Linked DNA regions of Homo sapiens: region 2 is linked to region 1. A link is a contact called in ENCODE Hi-C or POLR2A ChIA-PET data. All regions are on one chromosome and are shown on one strand. Each heading gives the region's core, a stretch centred on a gene start or an enhancer-like site at or near the end of the contact. The rest is flanking DNA. Distances are from core to core; before and after follow the strand shown. Region 1 overlaps SHROOM3 (shroom family member 3). Region 2 overlaps SHROOM3 (shroom family member 3).

What was found. Hi-C counts contacts between places; a loop is a spot of excess contacts on that map. ChIA-PET counts read pairs that join two places held with the same protein, here RNA polymerase II (POLR2A). Pooled maps may share reads with other maps.
Region 2: a loop to region 1 is called in a pooled map, with 2.5 times the contacts of the local background. The contact joins two enhancer-like sites. A Hi-C loop is called at or near these places in 3 of 168 maps with a recorded cell type or tissue (IMR-90, chondrocyte and mammary epithelial cell) and 8 of 50 pooled maps. POLR2A ChIA-PET finds 5 or more read pairs at or near these places in 2 of 52 experiments (PC-3 and WTC11).

The regions. Positions count from the first base shown.
Region 1 is chr4:76,687,402-76,690,717 of GRCh38, forward strand. All of the region lies in intron 2 of SHROOM3 (shroom family member 3), which reads left to right. Among named protein-coding and RNA genes, the nearest start is that of SHROOM3-AS1, 110 kb to the right of the region's middle. RefSeq lists an enhancer at 1,660-2,182 and a silencer at 2,096-2,275. Within about 2 kb of position 1,875, at least 21 of the 41 ENCODE cell types and tissues checked have a DNase peak (open chromatin) inside an H3K27ac peak, as active enhancers do.
Region 2 is chr4:76,525,132-76,528,505 of GRCh38, forward strand. The region is part of intron 1 of SHROOM3 (shroom family member 3); the gene reads left to right. Among named protein-coding and RNA genes, the nearest start is that of MIR4450, 47 kb to the right of the region's middle. Within about 2 kb of position 1,565, at least 6 of the 41 ENCODE cell types and tissues checked have a DNase peak (open chromatin) inside an H3K27ac peak, as active enhancers do.

The DNA of each region.
Region 1 (3,316 bases), core at 625-3,124:
AGAGAACATCTTTAATAGTGGCTGGGAGTTTACACATACACACACTTGATATGTGTAACTATTTCAGGTCATTCTTTCGTCTTGTGGAGGAAGGGACAGACAAGGAGAACGGAGGTACCAGTTGAGCAAACTAACCCCCAGCTCATGCAGAGAGACATTAGCATAATTTTGTATTGTTGCTGAAATTTCTTCATGTCTTACTTTTGATCCCATGAGACAAGTTGTTTGCTTCCATCTAAAAATATCGGATGATGCCTCTACATTGCAGATACAAGTTAAAAGTGTTTTTCCAGAATCTATGTTACAAAGGAAGCCCAGGGACCTCTGGTCATAGTGATGAATTTCACTGGTGTAACATCCATGCTGTGTGGGAGGTGAGATTTGGACCCAAACTGTGTTTTTAATCACCAATTTACAGTGATGTTTCACACAGAAGTAGAGGGATCTGTTCCACCCTTATGAGATTTCACCTGACCCAGAGCACTTAGAAAACAAGATAAAGCAGCAGCAGGAGAGGAGGCCTTATCTGTTCTGCCCACAGAGCTCCTGGCTGTGTTCTCCAGCTAATACTTCTTACTCCCCCCCACGCGCAATGGCAGCGGCAATGTGCGTTATAAACTGCAAGGGCTGACCACTTCTTCAAAGCTTAAGTTCTGGACATCACCTCCCTCTCCCCCAAACAAGATTGCCACAGGACACGAGGACACAGAACAAACCATATTAACCTCTCTGCTTCCAATGCCTAGCAACAATGTTTGTGGTTACCCCATGACTGTGTGACAGCTGTGTATGTGTTGATACCTGCTTGTGATACCATAGGTAAAACAAAATACAATTTTAAGGAGGATAATACTTTATGGCAGGGAGGAGCCTGTCCATGAAGGTTTCAGTAAAGAGGTTTATTCAGTGGTTGCCATGGCTGCTAATGCTCCTGCATTCTGTCAGGATATAAGAGCACAGACAAGTAAAGGTAAATGTGGTATCAGCTGTTTGGTAAGGGAGGTTTCTATTTCCTACCTAGTGAGGTCTTCTCTGTGTCTATATGCATATTTATTACCTTAAATATAGAACCTGGACATTTAACAACAGGGATTCTGCTTGAATGAGAATAAAGCCAATTTCAAACCTTACTGTTACTTTCATCTCTGGAGGTGACACGTGAGAGCAATTAAGAGAGGACTCTGAGGGGAAAAAATTCCTACCTCCGTTGAAAGAGGCTGGAAGAACCTTTGAAGAAAGATGAAACTTAAACTAGCACCATCCCTTCCTTTAGAATATTAACTGGACGCCTATATCATAAATGCAAAACAAATGCAAATGGATATATTTTCTAAAATTCCAAAGTTTGCAAAGCTGAATCCAAAATCTCTCGAAATTACAGTCATGACGACCGAAAGAATCACGTCTCTTGTCTAATCAGAGACGATGCTTATGGAAACAAAAACAGGCCCGGAAGGAAGGCTTCAGCGGCATTCACCACCACCTGCATCTCTGCTGTGACTTACACTGAGAAGAGGGCATGCTGAGAAAAAGGATGGTTATTTTCCTTGTAATGCGAGCTTTTTTTTTTTTTTTTTAGCTGTGAACTTTTTACCTTGCTTCATTCATGCTTCATTTGATCAATTACTAACTGTATAGCCTCTGAAAAGCGAGCGCGGGCTTCTTAAAGTTGATATTTTGCTTTTGGATTCCTCTGCATTTTACAACGGGGGGAGGTTAATTAAGGCACCTTTCTGATTGAATGGGCAGAGGGACTGAGGGTGTGTGCTTCGGTCCGGTCCCCTTAATACCGTAAGGACCCAAGGACCGCGGAGGGGCGAGTGGAGCGCGACGCTTCCACCCCAGAATCCGTTTTCAAACCTTAGGGAGCCTTCTTTGCCATTGAAATGCAAATCCGGTCCTGAGCTCCCGGGCCAATCCGGGAGGCTTCCTGTGGGATTACCTGGTGGCGAGCGAGCGCCGAGCCAGCGCCGAGCCAGCGCGGCCCCTCGGGTGCGGCGGGCGCGGGGTGGACTGAGCGGGCCCGGGCGGGACGAGAGGTGGGCGAGCGCCCCGCACCCTCGGCGCGCCGCGCGGGATCAGCGTCCTCCAGCCGCGCTGCCCCGGCCCACCGTGCAGCTGTAGCCGCGGCGCGGTGGCGCGGTGGCGCAGGGCGCTGCTGGGCCGCCCATTGTTGAGCGCGTTGGGCCCCGCCGGCGATGCCGCGCGCCGCCTCCTCGGAGCGGCGGCGAAGTTTGAACTTGGCGTCGGCCTGGAGCCCCGAGCAGCCCGGGGGCGGCGGCCGCGAGGCGAGCGGCGATGGTGAGTGAGGAGGGCGGCTGGGCACGGAGAGGGAGGCGGGGGCCGGCCGGCTGCTTTCTGGAGCGCGTCTATTTCGGGCTCTGCGGCGACTCTGGAAAGCCCTGTCTGGAGGATGGCTCCCAGGGGCTTTCACGGCCAGCACCCCGGCTGATGGGGGCAGGTGGCGTGCTCCGAGGGTCTCCTGACACTCCTAGGCCTTGGCTTTTTATCAGAGAGGCAGTAGCTGCCACTCCAAGAGGAAAATAATTGTTGATTATTGACAGCATGAAAACTTTTCGGAAGAAATGATCTGTGAAATATTTTAATTTTGATAAATTGCTTCCCACCAGGGCCCCTGCTGAGTTGAGAACTCCTTGCCTTTCTTAATTTTACTGGATTTGTTTCTGTAGGAAAGGCTCCTGAAGTGCGTTGAGGGGCACGCCTACCCCCAACCCCCACTTGCTCCAGATCTTAAGACAGTTACTTAAATAGTGTGTTCCTTGTGCTGCAGCAACACTTAAATCATGAAAATGAAATTCTACCTGACGCTCGCTTTACTCCGAATTGCCAGAGGAATAAAACTTTTGCTGGTGGGGGAGGGGAGTGGTTACAAAATTTCAACACCTGGAGCACTCTCTGGGGGTGGGATGTATTTCTCTTCCTCTAGGATGTATTTTGGCATTACCTTTTTCCCCTCTCCCTTTAAATAGTAGTGTTGTTGTGGCGCACTGTGTGCACGGGAGCTTCTGCACTGGGAGCAAATGGGTGCCCTGCATGCGGGTCATCTCCATGGAGAGATTGCTGTGATATCGGGGGGTGCAACAGGAAGTCCTAGCACAGAGGCTGCCAGAGAGAGTTCTGTGCATTTTCTGTTTTTAATTAGTTGTTTTAAAGCCTAGTTAAATGTCCGTTTCCAGTTAAAAGCACCCTGGTCGGATATATGGCTAGATCTTTCCCCCAAAAAATTTCACCAGAAGTTGGTTTACATTTTAAATTTATTTTGATGGTTACCTTTTTTTTTCTGATTATAAAAATA
Region 2 (3,374 bases), core at 315-2,814, 160 kb before region 1:
CTGCCCAAGACTGGGTAATTTATAAAGGAAAGAGGTTTAATTGACTCACAGTTCCAAATTGCTGGGGAGGCCTCAGGAAACTTACAGTCATGGTGGAAGGCAAAGGAGAAGCAGGCACCTTCTTCACAGGGTGACAGGACAGAGTGAGTGCAAGCAAGGGAAATGCCAGACACTTATAAAACCATCAGATCTCGTGAGACTCACTCACTGTCATGAGAACATCATGGGGGAAACCACCCCCATGATCTAATTATCTCCACCTGGTCCCACCCTTGACACATGGGGATTATGGGGATTACAATTCAAAATGAGATTTTGGGTGGGGACACAGCCAAACCATATCAGTATTATTACTATTTCTTTTAATCTTAGTGATTCTAACAGGTATGTAATGACATCTCAATGTGGTGTTAACATGCATTGCCCTAATGGCTAGTGATGCTGAACATCATTTCATGCACTTATTTACCATGATGTAACCTCTGCAGTTGGATGTCTCCTCATGTTTTTGCCCATTTTCAAATTAGATTGTTTTTTTCTTAATGCAAAGATTTTTAAAGCCTTTTAGTAACATTCTTAGAGGCTTTTAAAAATCATTCTTCCAAGTACAGAATATATTTTAATTCAGCTCTCAGTAGCAGGGTGTTAACTCTAAACCCATCATTGCCTCAGCATGGATGCAGGATCCAATCCTCTGTTATTCAGCACGGGCATTTTCCCCACATGTCACATTCAAAAAACACTGCTACATCCTCATCTCTTTCCCAGCCATTACCTGAACTTTACCCCTGAGCTAGAATCTCCAGAGAAGCTTGAACTTTAGCTTCTAGAGTTGCTCCTGACCTCATACTTTGCTATTGCACCACTAAGCTGAAACCAAGAGTTGAAACCAAGCTTTGGGAATTATACCTCTTTTTCTGGATCCACATGCCCTGTGATATAAAAATAAATGTCGGCCAGGTGCGGTGGCTCATGCCTGTAATCCCAGCGTTTTGGGAGGCCAAGGCAGGTGGATCACCTGAGGTCAAGATTCAAGACCAGCCTGGCCAAGATGGTGAAACCCCATCTCTACTAAAAATACAAAAATTAGCTGGGCGTGGTGGCAGGTGCCTGTAATCCCAGCTACTCGGGAGGCTGAGGCAGGAGAATTGCTTGAACCTGGCAGGCAGAGGTTGCCATGAGCTGAGATCGTGCACTGCACTCCAGCCTGGGCAACAGAATGAGACTCCATCTCAAAAGAAAAAAATAAAAAATAAATGTCAGTGTGTTCCTTTGTACTTGTTCCCCTGTGCGCCAGCCAGTTTGTAATTTGTCTCCTAACCCAAAAGGCAAAGAGTAAATGGGAAAGAGTAGGAACTTGAAAATGTGACTCCCTAAAGACAGTGGGTCCCCTTTGAACATCATTAATTTGCAGGCATAGGAAGGAAATAAAAGAATGTGGAAGAGAACGTCTACAGGAGGAAGTCTTGGGTACACTGTACACCACATGGGACATAGCCTTCCCTAACGTACTGAGAGTCTCTGGCAGGTTATTTTTAACTGCCACATTGTCAAGTAAATGTTTGCACTTTGATAAGTGTCCTGTCCACTGGCTTGTTCTAAACTCTGGTCTGGGAGCTTACCAGAAGAGCCTAGGAGTGGTATGCAAGAGAGAGAGCCTGGATGAGTGAAATATAATAATTGTTTAGCTGCCAGCCCTGATGTCTATGACAGATCAAACAATCCACTTGCATTGTGTTTCACTGCTTGCATCACCTGGTCATGAGTTTTCAGTGGAATTTGTGGAATGGATTGTTCTCACGGAGTCACCCAATATCCCTGAACAATGGTAGCATACATTCTTAGTTTTATATAAGAGCTAATAAGGAATGTTCCAGCCACCCGATCGGAGGCAGAGAGCTGTTGCTGATGCTTGCCTACTTTCTTTCTTTCTTTCACACTCTCCCTTTCTCCTTCTCCTGTCTGAAGGAAGAAAGAAGGGGGCAGGCAGGGAAGGAAAAAAGATCCATTATGTAGAGGTCACTAGAAGAGTGACACCACAGGTTGGAGGGAAGATAAATATGAAATATGGAAAATAAGGGGTACTCTGTGGTTTTTCCCTTCATAAAATTTGCTTTTATTTATTTATTGGTTCTTCCTCAGTGAATAACCTTCTAGAAAAAGGCATCAGGCTGGGCGCGGTGGCTCATGCCTGTAATCCCAGCACTTTGAGAGGCCAAGGCGGCCGGATTGCCTGAGGTCAGGAGTTTGAGACCAGCCTGGCCAACATGGTGAAACCCCGTCTCTACTAAAAATACAAAAATTAGTTTGGCATAGTGGCGCATGCCTGTAATCCCAGCTACTCGGGAGGCTGAGGTGGGAGAATTGCTTGAACCCGGGAGGTAGAGGTTGCAGTAAGCCGAGATCGTGCCACTGCACTCCAGCCTGTAACGTTTCAGGAGTGCTTTTTGTTGCATGTAACAGAAAACTAACTCCAACTGGGTAAAACAAAAAAAGAGATTGATTAATTAAGCACTGCAAAATTTAGAAGTAGTGGTTTCGGTGTTGGTTTGATTTAGTAACTTGTCATTTTTTCTTTACCTTTTATGGTGTCCATTTCAAAGGAAGGCTGGCTCCATGCTTCAGGGTTTGTTTCCAAAAACAGGCAAGTCCTTTTCACAACTCGTGGAGACTTGTTCTTAATACTGGATGGATCGCCCATGACCAGCCCTGCTGGCCAGAGAAATGTCACGTGCAGATTGGCTGGGGCTTGGCTTTCCTGAACCAATCCCCACAGCTGGTGGTGGAAGGGCCCTGTTGATTTAGACGCCAAGGTTCTTCACAAGGGAGGGTGAATGGATATTGGGGCAACAACTGCAATGCCTACTACTACATCTTCTTAAAAAGTTATTCTAATTTCTGCACTGATGATTAAAATCCTTTAAGAGAGCATCAAGCCTCTCATTCTGAAACTTGAGATAAAATGGAAATAGTAACAGTGAATTAATTTACACTGAAACATGTTGCAGGAATAAATTTTTACAATCACATTTGTCAAGTGAGCCAAGAAGTAATTTTATTTCTCTATAATTGAATTAGATTAACTTATTATCCCCAATTTCTACTTGGTAATAGAAAACTATATCTTTCTAATTCAAGATAAATCCAATTACTTCTTGTTTAGAACTCAGTCAACTTAGTCTTTCTTTCTTTCCTTCTTCTTCTTCTTCTTCTTTTTTTTTTTTTTTTGAGACAGGGTCTTCCTATGTCCTATGTTGCCCAGGATGTACTTGAACTCTTGGGCTCAAGCAAATCATCCTGCCTCAGCTTCCTAAGTAGCTTGGGACTATAGGCTTGCTCATGCTCAGCAAAAGCCAGTCTTTCTTCAGTAAATT